2 separate regions of the Homo sapiens genome follow, and region 1 is linked to region 2. A link is a loop called in an ENCODE intact Hi-C map of the cell type or tissue named here. Cell type or tissue: IMR-90. All regions are shown on one strand. Each heading gives the region's core, and the rest is flanking DNA. Links, peaks and the distances in the headings are about the cores only.

Region 1 (7,858 bases), core at 1,336-6,335, 540 kb after region 2:
CCTGAACTAATAGAAATCACAAGCTACAATGAAAGGAATGTGACTAGAACCCACCTGCATGACTCTTTTCATTAGATCATACTCACTCTTTGATTAAAAAGAATGCACAACTAAATATATTTGTTGAAAACAATTTTTATTGAAGAACATACCAGGAATATTACTCATTATTGCCAGGTACAACAGCATATTTAGCCTGTGTTTAATGTATATATCATGTGATTAGAACATGGGAACAACAGTAAGACTGAAAAGGAACTCTGTGATGCTTACCTGCTGAGAACAAAAGGAATGAGAATCACTGCTCAACTGATAACATCAAAACTTTATAGACTCACCCATCTTTTCATTACAGTGGCCTAATTTCCAACTTTATACTAAGTGTCAAGCCTCTGTCTCAGTCCTAATAATTCCTCTTAAGTCCATATCTATATATACAGGTTCAAATCAAATTTCTTTCTGTGTATGTCACAGGAACCCAGTCTCAACATTTCCATACCTTAGATCATGTTTGTACTTTCTCTTTCAGAGCCTGAGTGAGTTCTGTGGAGCCCATACTACCTGCGATTCAAGCCAGCAACCTTGGAATCTCCCTGAACAATTTCTATGGTGTCCAATCACATTTGCAATCACTCCCCACACTCAGTAGGTTCTGCCCCCACATCATTTCTTTTCTCTATCCTCTTTCCCAGCTTTATAATATGACTTAGTTCAAGCCCTAATCACTGGATTATTCAAAGTCCCTTAACAGGTTAATTCCTACTGTGATCAACACTTTAAAGGAAGGCAATAGGGCCAGGCATGGTGGCTCACGGCTGTAATCCCAGCACTTTGGGAGGCTGAGGCGAGTGGATCACAAGGTCGGGAGTTTGAGACCAGCCTGACTAACACAGTGAAACCCCGACTCTACTAAAAATACAAAAAATTAGCCAGGTGTGGTCGTGGGTACCTGTAGTCCCAGCTACTAGGGAGGCTGAGGCAGGAGAATGGCGTGAACCCGAGAGGCGGAGCTTGCAGTGAGCCAAGATTACGCCACTGCACTCCAGCCTGGGTGACGGAGCGAGACTCCATCTCAAAAAAAATAAAAAATAAATAAAACAGAAAGGCAATGGCTATCCCAAATTGCTGAAGCCTTTGCTAAAAGCACAGACAGAAAACAACAATATGGTGATGTTTGTGTTAAACAAATGTTATTGATTCTAGGACACAGGTCAGATGGCAAATAGTCAAACTCAAATGTTGATCCCAGGGGTGGCTGTATCATCACTAAGGCCAAATCACAACTTTGACTGGTCTCATGGGAACACAGATCTTGGGTTTGGAAAGAGCACAGGCCTGGCCATGGGAATGGACACAGGGTAATTTTAAGATGACTAGAGGTTCCTCAAACCCTAAAAGTACCACTGAACCTTGTTTAAAGCTAAAATGGCTCCTAAATGATAGACACGTTTCTCAGTTATCTCTGCAAACTGAAGATCCTATCAGCCTGTTCAGGGTCTCACAGGCCTCTGGGTTTGTACATGATGTCCCTACAGTGGCGATGGGGACTGATGAGAGCCACCGTTCCCATTGGAGGAGGGCAAGCTGCCACTGAGTGTCAGCTGCTGGAGTAAACATCCAATCACATGTGTACCTGTATCCTATGGATATTGGCTTCCCCTCATACAACTTGTTGTTCCTTTGTTTTCCATTCCTGACTATATTTGAATCTTTCTTGGATTTCCAGGAAACATCTGACTGCTTTCCTATGCCACTTCATACCCAAGAGAAGCTCAGGGAGATCCTTTAAGGTCCTTTATGCCCATTATGATAGTACATGAATAGGTAAATGTACCACTGCTCCCTGTACTTCTTGGATAATGCACAAATAGTAAGACAGTCTCGCAACCAGCAGCCTAGACAGCCCAAATATGTGAAACCAAAACAGCTTGATCTTCCAGACCTGTTCTGACTCCTTGAGTCTTAAATCTCCAAGCCTCTTGAATGTTTCACCCACAGCCTTCCCTTTGGGATCTGGCATGGGACAGGAAGGGCAGAGAAGGGCCTGGGGCTTTTCCTCAGGGATCCACCACAGTCTAGGCCAGTGGGTGGCAAACTTTTTCTGCAAAGGATCAGCTGGGAGATAGTTTCAACTTTGTAGTCTCGTCGCAGCTACTCTACTCGACTCTGCCACTGGAGTGTGAATGCAGTCATGAATAAAAGAATGAAAGTTTTCCAGTGAAACTTTAGTCACAAAAACAGTCTGCAGGCTGTGTCTGGCCCGTGGGCTTTGGTTTGCTGGCCTGCGGGCTCCTAGAAGGCTCTGACTTTATCCCTCTATGAGGGAAAGCAGGTTTTGGGGTATTCTCCCAAATCTTTATACCTTATGTCTGTGTCTCTTTTTAAATTAAAAGTAAAATTTAGGCCAGATGCCATGACTCACACCTGTAATCCCAACATTTTGGGAGGCTGAGGAGGGAGGACCACTTGGTTCCAGGAGTTCACAACCAGACTGGACAACATAGCAAGACCTAGTCTCTACAAAAGAAAAAAAAATGAAAATTTAGCAGAGCATGGTGGTGCTTCCCTGTAGTCCCAACTACTAGGGAGGCTGAGGTGGGAGGATTGCTGAAGCCCAGGAAGTCGAGGCTGCAGTGAGTCATTGTTACACCAGTGTACTCCAGACGGGGACAGGGTGAGATCCCGTCTCACAAAAAAATTAAAAATGAAATAAAATAACTAAAAATGAGCATCTTGTTTCTCTCTGTATTGTCATAGCAATCTTCTCTGAGGCTACCCATATGTTGCCAACTAAAGGGACCAGGGCAAAGACCACAGGAAAATCCATAGAACGATCTATTAAAAATTTCCCTAATGCTCTATTTTCATCTTAACATTCTTTCTTTTTCAATATTACTTTTCTTGAAAATTTCTTTATGTGATAAACTCTGCTTTACATTTAGGACTGTGTATTTTTGGCTGCTCTCCAAGCCCTTGAGGAAAACACTTGGAGTCAATCTCATCCTTTTGATGCAGTGCTGAGTAATGAGGTATTTCCCTGTCTAAGTAAGAGCCAAACTGTATAATTAAATCCTTTCCAGATAGTTTTAAATATCTTGATATGGAATAATCGTGACAACTTTATGTAGTTTTTCTCACTGTTGTTTTAGAACATTTTTTATAACATGTCTCATTCACCCTAAAAATAGCCTTATATTAAGTTCAAACATTTTTGCTCTCATGTTATTTTTAAAAATTAAAATGTTCTTGAACCCAGGAGTTCAGGGCTGCAGTGAGCTATGATCATGCCATTGCACTCCAGCTTGAGTGACAGAGCAAGACCTTGTAACAAAAATAAAATGAAATATTTGTCTCATCATCAGTTAGTCTGTGAAACAAATAAAAGACCAGGTTTACTTAGATTATATGCTAATGATTTTAGGAATAATTACAGATGATATACACATAATATATACCAATTATACTTTATCAAACATCAGTGATTCCTCAAATTATGCCTAACTCATGAAATATTAAATATTCATTTGCTATCTGAATATTTTGAATAGTTTAACCAATTATTCAAAACATATTGAAGATGATTTATCTCACTGTGGTTTTTTTTGTTTTGTTTTGTTTTTGAGACGGAGTCTCGCTCTGTCACCCAAGGCTCGAGTGCAGTGGCGCCATCTCGGCTCACTGCAAGCTCCGCCTCCCGGGTTCACGCCATTCTCCTGCCTCAGCCTCCCGAGTAGCTGGGACTACAGGCACCCGCCACCACGCCTGGCTAATTTTTTTTTTGTATTTTTAGTAGAGACGGGGTTTCACTGTGTTAACCAGGATCTCCTGACCTCATGATCCGCCCGCCTCGGCCTCCCAAAGTGCTGGGATTACAGGCGTGAGCCACCGCGCCAGGCCAGCTTTTCTCTCTGGTTTTCTATGTACATATCCCTTTGGTTTTAAACCAAGAACAATAAAGGGAGTTAATAGCTTTTTGATTGTTCCCCAAAACACTCATTTTCTTCTGAAGAACTACTTAAAATATAAAATATGTCTATCTCCAACTACACTTTGAGCTTTTTGATATCAGATCATTGTTTTTACTTACTCTTGATTTTTTCAATAACTAGAAGAACTCATGTAACATAGAGGATAGTAAAAAAAAAATAATGAATGAATAAATAAATAATATTGCATCTTAGGTAATTTTCAAAGTAGGTGGGATATATCAAATTAAAATTTTGGTAGTTTTGCAGTTAAGACAAGTTCTAGGTTGCCTTTTGTTTTTGATTTTGTTTTTACATCAAGTATATCAATAGTAATTTCCAATTTCAGTTTATTTAAAGAGAAGTGACAAGGGCCTTGTGAAACAATCTAAATACATCTTTTAGTTATTTACATTTAACAACAAAATTACCTACCTAATTTAGTTAAGTTTTTCTAGACCAGTCAGGTTAGTTTTCATAGAATTATGTTTTACACTTACATTGTACTACCACATATAATAATCAAAATTAAAATAATAAGTATAACTGGTAGAAAGTGGTAGGAGAATACAATGGCTAGTAAGAGACTGATAGTTCATCTTCTGCAAGCAAAGATGTACAAAGTACTAGAAATAAACTTGCGGGTCTTGATAATTCTGCATATGAAAATGGAAAGCCGCAGTTTACTCAAAATATCTGTTTAAAGGAGACGGGCTAAGCACAATTTTACTATTCGTAAGACTGGGAGTTTACAACAGGCCTCGTAATTAGATCATACTAAATGACGATTTGGTTTAATAAGAACTGATATGGTCTACGTATATTTGAAATTGGACATTTTCAAAACGTTCAAGATATGATATTTTAAAATATACTCAAAATCTTGTCAGTCAAGAAAATTGTATTTATAGACATGCAAATATTCTGAAAAGTAATTCAGTTGTAATTCAAGACTAACTTATTAATTCCCATTCTAGAGATTTTAGAAGATGGAAAAAAGAAAAATACATTGCACTCTGAAACATTCTACATAAAAATGGAATGTGTGGTCATTAGATTAACTCAGGCTTTGGACCTCGGGGCATAAAACCCATTTCCTCTTACACCAGTCTCTGAAGCTTAAAGGATTCGTTATTTCCAGTTGCAAATGCCATCAGAAAAGGATTGTTTTTCTTTCTAGTACCACCAAGAATGTAGTTTACCATTGTGAATAAACTGTCTTAAGCTTTCCCCGAATAAAATAAATACAAATGCTCCTCAACTTACAATGATGTTATGTTCCAGTAAAACCACCACAAGTTGAAAATACCATCAGTCAAAATACATTTAATACTCTCAACCCACCAAACATCACAGCTTATCTCAGCCCGACCTTAGACGCGCTCAGAACACTTACATTAGCTTACAGTTGGGCAAAATCATCCACCACAAAACCTATTTTATAACAATGTGTTGACTATGTCAAGTAATTTATTGAATACTCTACTGAAAGTGAAAAACTGAAAGGTTGTATGGGTATTTGAAGTATGAGTTCTACTGAATGTGTATCACTTTCATATTATCATAAAGTTGAAAAATTGTAAGTCAAATCATAAATCAGGGACTGTCTGTACTGACATTTTAGATTAGTTTTGCTGTTTTACTATCTCTAGTAGTATGTTCCCTTCCAAATCTCAATAATCATTCTTAGAATACCCTCTGCTTACAGGACTATAATTGTTCCCCAAGGGAAAATCACTAGCTGTTAAGAAACCATGAGAATTTTTTAGATTATTATTTTAAATAATTTTCTCAGATGCTTTATTTTCTCTTCTCAGTATTAACTTGAAATAAAAAGAAATGCCACAATGTTAAATCCTTTCTTCTGCATGGATTTTAATTTTATTTTATTTACTTGGCAGATTCATTTTATAAAGCTGCATTCAAACAAAATAATTTGTAAGTAACCAAGTTTGATTAAAATCTGTATTGTGATTATGCTGAAACAGCCAAACCAATATGTATTATAAGACTTTAACTGTTATTAGTCTGTTGTAGAATGTTTTAAATCTCTTCAGATGTCACTTCATTGTTAATCTGCCCCATGTGGGAAGTTGTGGTAATGGTTTCTTTCTAGCTCATTGATTGCTTTTGGTCAATTGATGTAAGTGTTTCAGTTTTCTTAATTGGCTTACTTTGTTTTCAACATTTGTTAGTAACATATTAAAAGTATCAAAATATATTGGCCTTGTTACCACAATTCAGGAAATGCTATTTTATATCTTCACTTTAACATATAATACACAAAATGTTTTTCTCCAATCAAGAGTTTTATTGTACTTATGTATCATCCTAATTTTTAAAAATTATGTTGATTGAGATCAGAATTTGAATAACATTGGAAATGACTGAGCAGTCAGTGCATTGCATTTATTGCAAAATATAAAATAGCTGGTGACATAGTGAGAATTCAAACAATATCCCATTTCATTTTCATAATACCATCTCTCTTAAAAATGTATTTTTTTTCCTATATTGTTTTGAGCTTTCTTCAACTCAGGAGTTGCTTTATAACTAAATATATTTAAAATATTATATCTTTTAATAAAGTACAAAATATCTTCAAGCTAGGTTGTGAATTCTCAAATAGAAAGTCCTAACACCCTCCTATTGAAGTGCATTTAAGTATGTTAATGTTTGTGAAATACTGATCAGTCTTTTGTGTTCTTTCTCCCTGTCTGGGCCTGGGTTTCAAAATTGCCAGTGAACCACATTCAGGGACAAACTTTGTTAAACTCAGTGTCATGAAATAAACCACTCATGCATGTATCAGCACAACTACAGATACTCCCAATAACTGAAAATTTGAATAAGTGAAGCTGAGTAACCTGCAAGAATTGAGAAGAGAAACAGAAAAATCCTCTGTTAAAGGATTTATGCGATGCTATTAAATGTTTGCATTATAGTAATTCGGTAGGAAAACAGAGGGATAAGAGCACAGAAAATATATTTCATAAAATAATAGCTGAAAATTTCACAAGTCTTGGGACAGATGTGAACATCCAGATTCAGGAAGCTGAAAGAACTTTGATTAGATTCAACCCAAAAAGAAACTCTTTAAGGCACATTTTAATCAAACTGTCAAAGACAAAGAGAACTCTAAAAGCTGCAAGGGAAAAAAGTCAAGTCACAGAAAATGGAATCCCCCATCAAATGATTAGGAGATTTCTTAGCAGAAACCTGGCAAGCCTGAAGAGAATGGGATGATATACTCACTGTGCTCAAAGAACTCCCCCAAAACAAAAAACTACCACCAATACTAGATCTAGCAAAGTTATCCTTTAGAAATGAAGGGGAAATAAAGAACTACCTGGACAAGCAGAATCTGAGGGAATTCATCACCACTAGACCAGTCGTACAAAAAGTGCTTAAGAGAATGCTGCAACTGAAAGTATAAATAAATAAATACTAAAATGAAAACATGTGCAAGTATAAAACTCATTAGTAGAGTTGAATTTATAAATCAAAGTTGGAATACTCCAGTGATGTTTGGTGCTATGTAAATCTTAAATTTCTGCAGTATGAAGGTTGAAAGTCGAAATGGTCAAAAATAACAACAGCTAATATTAGCAGCTAATAAAAACAAAATAGATAAAGATGTAAATTAAGGCAACAAAAATATAAATTATGGGGGTAGAGAAAAAGTCTAGAATATTCTTATGTGAGTAATGTTATTATCAGTTTAAAAAACAAGTCTATTGCAGATCCAATATTCTTTATGTTAGACTCATGGTAACCAGAAAGAAACAAATTACTGCAGACATGCAAACAAAAAAGAAAAATGAAACAAAGCTTAGCATCACAGAAAACCACTGGTTCATAGATGCAAACAAGAAGAGTGGAAGAAAGGGACA
Region 2 (7,858 bases), core at 1,807-6,806:
CTGAACACATTTGTGGTAGTCTCTTTCTACACCTTAAAATCATTTATGAAAGATGCATTGAGTCCTTTGATGGAACTTTCTGTAAACTGGGCCTGGTGGTTTCTTTGGAGAAAGAGTTGACCTATTGATAAAATTTCAAATGTGATTATGGAACTGTATAGCTGTTCTAACTCTTCCTGAGTCTTTATTTTTCTTCTTCTTCTTCTTCTGTTTTTTTTTTTCCCAGAATTCCTGGTAAGACTGAAGAGTCTCTATTTTTCAACTCTCTACTCTGTACCCTGGTTCAAGCCAGACCATTGCTCTAACATTCTCTTCACAGTCAAGACTACCCCTTTCTGAGCTTAGGTTTATTTGCAGAGAGGTCTTCTATTTTACCCCCCCAACACTGAGCAAGCCTGGGCTTGTCTCCTGACTTTCCCAACCCACAGGCTGACAAACCAAAGTTTCAGTGTATCCCAGTCCATAAATATCTTCAAGGGAAAAGTTGGTTTCCTTGCTGTGCTTGTTTCTATGAAGTCATACTTTCATTGTGTTTCAGTCTTCTAATACGTATTATTTAATTTTGTTGACAGGAGGTTAAAGGCATTTACATATATTTTTCATTTTATCCAACATTTTTAGTTGTTTTTAGCCACAGGATAGTCAAGGTATCTAGACATTCATACCACCAGAGATGAAGGCTTACCTTCATTCTCAATTATATGATTTGTTAAATGCTTAATGTGCTTCAGGACCTACTTTTCTAATTTTTATTTTTTTCAATTATTCCCTTTTTTCTGGACAATAACTTAGCAATTTCTAACACTATCCTAACATGTCAACAACTCTTATTTCTTTATGTTTTCGATGCATTTAGAGCAATGACATTAATTATAAAAATATTAATTGAGTTTTTTTCTTCATAGCAGGTGTGTTACCAGAAAGGGGTCCCAATCTAGACCCTAAGAGAGGGTTTTGGATCTTGCACAAGAAAAGAATTCAGGACAAATCTACCGAGTAAAGTGAAAGCAAGTTTATTAAGAAAGTAAAGGAATAAAAGAAAGCCTACTCCATAGACAGAGCATGGTGTTCCCAGAAGGAAGAGAAGGAACACATCCACCTTAAACAGAGCATGGTGTTCCCAGAAGGAAGAGAAGGAACACATCCACCTTAAACAGAGCATGGTGTTCCCAGAAGGAAGAGAAGGAACACATCCACCTTAGACAGAGCATGGTGTTCCCAGAAGGAAAAGAAGGAACACATCCACCTTAGACAGAGCATGGTGTTCCCAGAAGGAAAAGAAGGAACACATCCACCTTAGGTACAATGCTCATTTATATATAAAACAGCAAAACAACAAAAAAAAACATGGGGGAGGTGTGCTCTGCTACAAGGGCTTGTGATGAAGGATTGTTAATCTTTGCATAACTACTCTCTTCCACAAGAATCTATATTATTATCTTTAAAGCAAAACTTATTCTTAAACTAAGAATGTTCTTGTTCTTAGGATATTGGGACATCAGGACATTTTCTGGGTCTGTTATCTCCTGGATCTGTTAAATCCTGGTGTTAGCGGCAGCAAATCCATATGGGTCTGCAGCAACCTCAATCCTCGCCTTCTCTGAAGAAAGAATTCAGCCAAGGGGCATAAGGCAGAGTGAGAGGCAAGTTTTAGAGAAGGAGTAAATGTTTATTAAAAAGCACTAGAGCAGGAATGAAAGGAAGTAAAGTGCACTTGGAAGAGGGCTGAGTGGGCGACTTGAGAGAACAAGTGCACAGTTTGAGCTTGGGGTTTATATGTTGGCATGATTCCAGGGTGTTGCGTCCGTTCTCCCCGTAGTCTTCCCTCGGGGTGGGCTGTCTGCATGCGGGTTGGCCTGCCAGGACTTGGGAGGGGTGTTGTGTCCCTTCTCCCCTCAGTCTTCCCTCGGGGTGGGCTGTCTGCATGCTCGTTGGCCTGCCAGCGCCTGGGAGGGACCGCATGGGCAGTGTGTTTACTGAAGTTGTACCCATGCTCATTTGAGGCGTTCTTCCCCTACCAGTTGAGTGTTCCTAGAAGGTCACACACCAGTTAAACTGCACCATTTTGCCTCTTAGTGCACATGCTTAAGCCCACTCGCCCAACCCCCGAGATGTTATTGGGAAGACGATCACTAGTTTCAGGTGTTTCTATCTATTGGGAGATGGGCTTTCCCTGGCACCGGCTGTGACCAATTATTACTTTAGAGAGAAAGTTTAACAACTGCCTGACCATCACCAGATGGCTGCCTGATACTCCTGGTGTGGGAAGGGGGCAGCTCTCCTGCCCTGCTCACTGTCTGACTAGCCACCCACTGTAACACCGGGTCGGTTTTGTAAACATATTAACTTGTTTCCGTGACTGCAAATATCCTGTGACTAAGAATGCCTGATTTCCTGGCAATGCAGCCCAGCAGCTCTCAGCCTCATCTGACCCAGCCCCTATTCAAGATGGAGACGCCCTGGTTCAGACGCCTCTGACAGATGCTCCAAGATGATGTGAAGGTAAGTGTCATAAAACGTGGAGTGAGCTTCTAAGGAGGGATGTTCTGGGCTGTAGTGGGGAAGTCTCAGACAGATGACTTCATGAAAAGAATTTAAAAAATGTTTTAAAGTGGAATGTTTAAATGTAGCCTATTAGCCTGGTCACATGTAACTTATTTCAGTCAATCAGATTAAATCTTTATTTCAAGCATTTTCATTATTCTTATTCTAGAGTAAATCTCTAAATGCATTTTCAGCCACACTTTCATTTCTCATCAGCTCAACCTAACGCCACAAGTATAATCCGAAATAATTTTAGGTATGTAGACATTTAAAGAAAATGTTCCTATTTGACATTTGATTTTGTTCCACATAACTTGGCTACAGGCAGATATAAAGGAGGCAACTGTAGTGGAAAAAAACGAGCAGGAAGCTCTGCATGAGGAGACCTGGGGACTGATGCTCTCCCTCACTCCTTGAAGTTCCTAGGACAAGACACTATCCTCTCTGAGCATCAGTTTCCTCGTGTACTCAGTAGAGTCAACAATAAATTTCCTTCCACAGTTTTGATTAGAATAAACATCATCAGAACGTGATGCTAAAATGACTCTTTTACATTTCAAATCTATTCATTTCATTCTCCTGTTTAAAATCCTTCAACATCTTGCCATTTTATTTGCAATAAAATTTAACACCCTTATTAGCTGCATACATAACCTGGTTCCTTTTCAGCCCTTTTATTTCTTGACTCTCCTCACTGCCCCCGCCAGCTGCTCAGCAGGGCTCCTGCCACACTGACCTCCTCTGGGACTCCAAACAATGGGCTCCTGCCCCTGTCATCTTAACTCCTATTTTTCCTACCGCCTGGATGCTTTTCTCCTTGTCTTCCTGTCTCTGAGGTCCCAGCTCAGACACTGCTCACAAGAGAGTCTTTCTCGCCCTGTCTGATGGAGCACCCCTACCCAGTGCCCCAAAGTGTTGATTCTAGCCTTTATTATTATTATTCTGAATAAAACATGGGTTTTATTTGGGGGAACTTACATACAGTGATGGTCCAGCAGCGGCAGGCTGGAGAGGAGAATGATAAGCACTTGTAAAAAGCATGCAGTTTATATAGCACCCTCACGTGGCACCCTCCCCTCAGCAACCTCCATGTGGCAACCCTAGTTTCTTGAGTTATTTCTGTCAGGTACATCTACCACACAGTGTTGCTATTTTTTTAAAAAAATTATCTATATGTAGAAATTAGAATCGATTCTAGCCTCCGAGGCTGTGGCTGCATGGTCCAAAGAGCTCCTCACAGGGTGACTTTCTGGCTGACCCCTGCTAGAGTGTAAGCACCTGAGGGCGAGGCTCTGGCTTCCGCTGTGGAGTTCTGAACAGCTCAAAGCACCTGCCAGGCATTAGTCGCTGCATTTTGAATAAATGGATAGCTGTTTGGCTATGAATGCGTATTGAAAACTGTAAAGTGTTATTCAAACACATGGCATTTTGACTACATGTTTTATAGTCTGTTTTTTACATAGCCTGAGATTGTCAGCAAAGTCAGGTTGTATCATCATTCAGATCCAAGGTTTGATGCTCCATATGGCAGAGGCCCTGCAACACCAAGGCTTCGCGCTGACAGCAACTCCAATGACAGCCCAGGCTGCTCCTCGTGGCACTGCTTGAAAGCATATCTTGAAAGCCAGCCTTCAGCCTGGACAGATGAGCACTTCCAGCTGCTGTTTTTAGCATATTTTCTAAATGGAGGCACTTTAACCACCGGTGCCTTCCGTGTTTGCTGGAATCCTAAATTCAAATATGCATTTTAGGAAGTGATACTGAGACAATGTCTGTGTGACAGCAAACAGGCAACATTTTCAACTCTGTCAAGCACAGAGACCCAGTGACAGACAACCAAGGAATGTATTGTTAGAGGTAAAGCTCTTTGTGGAATAATGTTAATAGTAGATGCTTTAATCACACATTAAAATTCCAAAGCACTTTTCATGAGCGTTACAAATTCCATTTAGCATAGTCCATTGCATTTCTTGTCATAATTGTACTGAGTCACGTTCCTCACTCATATAATAAGCACTGTATTACCAAACAACCATGACTCACTTGACCATTTAGAGAAGTCTCCAATATATTGTCCAATATATGGGAGACATGCTTGACATGGTTGTTTGGTAACAGAGTGCTTATTACATTGTGCATTCATAGCCAGGCAGCTATTCATGTATTCAAAATGTACTGACTAAATGCCTCAAATGGTACTGCCTGGCAGGCACTGTGAACTTTTCAAGACTTCTCTAAAACAGTGGGGTCAAGCCTATGAGGGGACTGCTCGCTAAAGGTGTCAGGTTACATAGCACTGTCAGCCGAACCAAAATGACTTAGCTTTGTGAAAGGAAAATAAAAACTCAGGACCTCAACTCACTATGCCAAAAGGAAAAAATGAAGCTGAAAGCTAAGTCATGCAAGAAACCGCCTTTCCCTTTGTTCCCAAGCAGACAACAGGTTAGTATCGCCACGGCTATCTACTCAACGTTCATTTTATCTCATTAAAGTGTCAGTTTTACGGAGTACAAGAGGAGTTGTAATTGACTAGTTCCCTACCTGCTTCTTTTCTCTTGCCACACGTGGACCACCATATCCTCTCACCTTCGCCTCCAGCCTACTTTTCCCCTTTAGATAGTGAAGCCCTCAAACTCATCTTTGGAGAAAGGCACAGACCAGACTGTTTCTGTGATTCCATGTTTGTGTGTGTGTGTGTGTGTGTGTGTGTGTGTGTCTTCCAGGCATGTCCTTAACCTTGGCAAAATAAATTTGTGAATTGACTGAGACCTCTCTTAGACACTTTTGGTTTACAGTGTGGTTGGGTGCTCAGACTAGTGAGTGTTTTGTTCCATGCATCAAATGACCAGTCGATGGAATCCCTTATCAGCAGAATCCATCTCAATGTGCTTCCAGAAACCGCTGCACGGTTCCACTCATCACAAACACAGTGCCTCCGGATCCTGTCCTACTTGCCCCAAATTCTGTTATTGAACATGGATTGGTTCTTCACATATTTATCTTCACTCCATCAGAGCTTCTGGTACATAATAATGATGGATAAAGAGTAAGAACAGTTTTATGTACCTTCTGATTCTATTTTAAGACTTTTGACCCTTGATAAGAAATTGACTTTGCCCACAAAGGTTTTCTCCTGTTAACTAAATATTTATCTAGAGGAGTAAAACACATGAACTGGGGGGAAAAGGGGATGCCTCCCCGTGTGGGCAAGTCAGCCAAATCCACATGGGGCGTATGGAATGATGGGCATATAAACCAGAACACAGGGACATCTTTGAACATAGCTGATGGAAGCCCCCTCCTGCTCCACTCCCATCATCTTCCTCACACATCCTCACTCTCTGTCCAGTGTATGCAAAGTTCTGCTGCTCCATGAAGCCCTTCTACAATGTTCTATCCTGCAATGCCAGCCTTGTCTGGGTTTTTCATAGCCCTGAAGAACATGACTGTGAATGGTATTTGAGAGCATTTCAGTTAACTTTTCTTACGAGGTAGAAGACATCTCTGCCATAAACCTGTCAGTTGGGTTTTCTTTTCTCCGTATGAACATGTCCAGAAATTGAAAGTTTATGTCATTCATTTTTCTGAAATACTCCTTTTGGTGCTTAGTCACATGCTGCTTTTGTATCGTTAGGGTCTCTGGGGGGAGATGGCACAGCAACGTATCACATGCACTCGAGGTCCAGGTGACCTGGATTTGAGCAGTCACGTGGCACATTCCTAACTGTGTAACCTTGGTCAAGTTACTTCACCTCTCTATAACTCAGCTTTCTCACTTACAAACTTACAAATGGAATCACAACAACAATATAGACATCAGAGGTATTAATATACAAAATGGGCTTAGAATATTACCTACACACAGAAATAAAGGTTACCTCTTATTATTTTTCACTAGATGCATCTTTTGTATCCCCACAGGATTTGGCAAATAAACATCAAACTTAAAAAAAACCAAAGTCCATTTCTGTAACTTATGCTGTGGGATTTGAGAAGCAAAGCCACAGCATAAACATCAAGTGGTACATTTTCTGAGTTCTGTCCAACATCTTTGTCTTAGGCCAGGGACTCATCTAAGCTCATTACAGCCACCACATCCTGAATGTAGAAAGTCAATGGGGCTCCCCAGGATTTAAGGAAGCTGGTGCTTGGCAGGTGCTGAGGCTGCAGGGCAGGTCTGATGAAGGCCTGAAGAGAGGATGGGTTTCACACCACGCCAGAGTCAGGGCAGATGCGACTCAACCCATTAGCTTGAACGGGGTGTAACCACCATTGGGCCCTGGATTTTCACAGCTCCTGGGGGTGCATCCAGGTGTGATTTGGATTCTTTGGTAATTCTGAAAGGTGGTGGGATGGGACAGTTAGGGGTTTCTGCTGCCAGAAACTGAATGCAACATGAATAAGCGGCTTCCCCAGGACCGACGTTGTCATCTCACATTATCAATGGTCTGGAGCCAGGGTGGTTTCAGACTCAGGGCAGGAGTTCAACAATGTTGTTTAGGACTCAGGAGTTGTATTTTCCTTCCCTCTCTGCAGCATCAACATGTTCACCTCTGCTCTGGTTACAAGAGGGATGCAGTGTTCCAGGTGTCACATGGAGATAGCCGGGCATCTCATGAAGACAGGGGCATTTTTGTCCTTTGATACTTTCTATGAATAAGGAAAAAATTATCTGATATCTCCCTTAAAACCTTTCTGGCAGGATTGGGCCCCATAGTGTGCCTTGCTGGAGGAGAGGCTGGAAGGGACAGTACCCGCCATCTTTGTTCTCTCAGGTTGGAGACAGGCCCTGCTGGAGAATGGGGAGGCACGAGGAATAAAGAGGGTCTACTTCAGAGCAGCAGAAAAAATGTTTCTTTCTGGAAATATACTGAAGAACAAAATGTGATATGAAGACATATGGAATATAAAAACAAAGGGTGGACAGGCTGTGTAAAAATGGAATCTGTCACTCATGTCTCCTATTTGATAAATTGGAGTATATATAAATTTACTCAATTTAAATGCAAATATTTGATTTTAGAAAGTCTCATACTCTATATATTATAGGGCAGAAAATTTTCATATCATCGCACACTCTATTAAAGAGGATTTCAAACTATTTTAAAACTGTTCAGCAGCCTTGTAATAAAGTTATCCTCTGAACCTCTTCACACACTTATCAACCTTGACTTATATTACTCCAAATATTTCAGCCTGTTTCTTGAGGATGCTTTACCTTGGGGTCTCTAAGTGTAAAGATTTCCAGTTGTTTCCAGCACATTCTGTCACCTTTGTTCAACTCTCCAACTTTACTTCATTAATGTATATGGAT

What was found. Hi-C counts contacts between places; a loop is a spot of excess contacts. Peaks named below come from ENCODE experiments on the same cell type or tissue, not always from the same donor. Only the 100,000 strongest peaks of a DNase experiment are listed, where the experiment ranks them.
Region 1: a loop joins it to region 2, with 3 times the contacts of the local background. A loop is called at or near these places in 1 of 110 quality-filtered maps.

What each region holds. Positions count from the first base shown.
Region 1 is chr18:73,148,607-73,156,464 of GRCh38, reverse strand. LINC02864 (long intergenic non-protein coding RNA 2864) reads left to right here. Exons shown (of 6, transcript NR_034133.1): 6 at 530-2,407. Among named protein-coding and RNA genes, the nearest start is that of LINC02864, 110 kb to the left of the region's middle. In IMR-90, for the core only: no CTCF peak of the experiment used is centred there; no DNase peak of the experiment used is centred there; H3K27ac peaks cover 285 bases.
Region 2 is chr18:73,685,873-73,693,730 of GRCh38, reverse strand. It overlaps LOC105372190 (a long non-coding RNA gene), which reads left to right and starts at 2,440. Exons shown (of 7, transcript XR_007066468.1): 1 at 2,440-2,502. RefSeq lists enhancers at 1,439-1,939, 1,940-2,440. In IMR-90, for the core only: no CTCF peak of the experiment used is centred there; DNase peaks (open chromatin) are centred at 2,360 and 4,590; H3K4me3 peaks cover 610 bases; H3K27ac peaks cover 4,276 bases.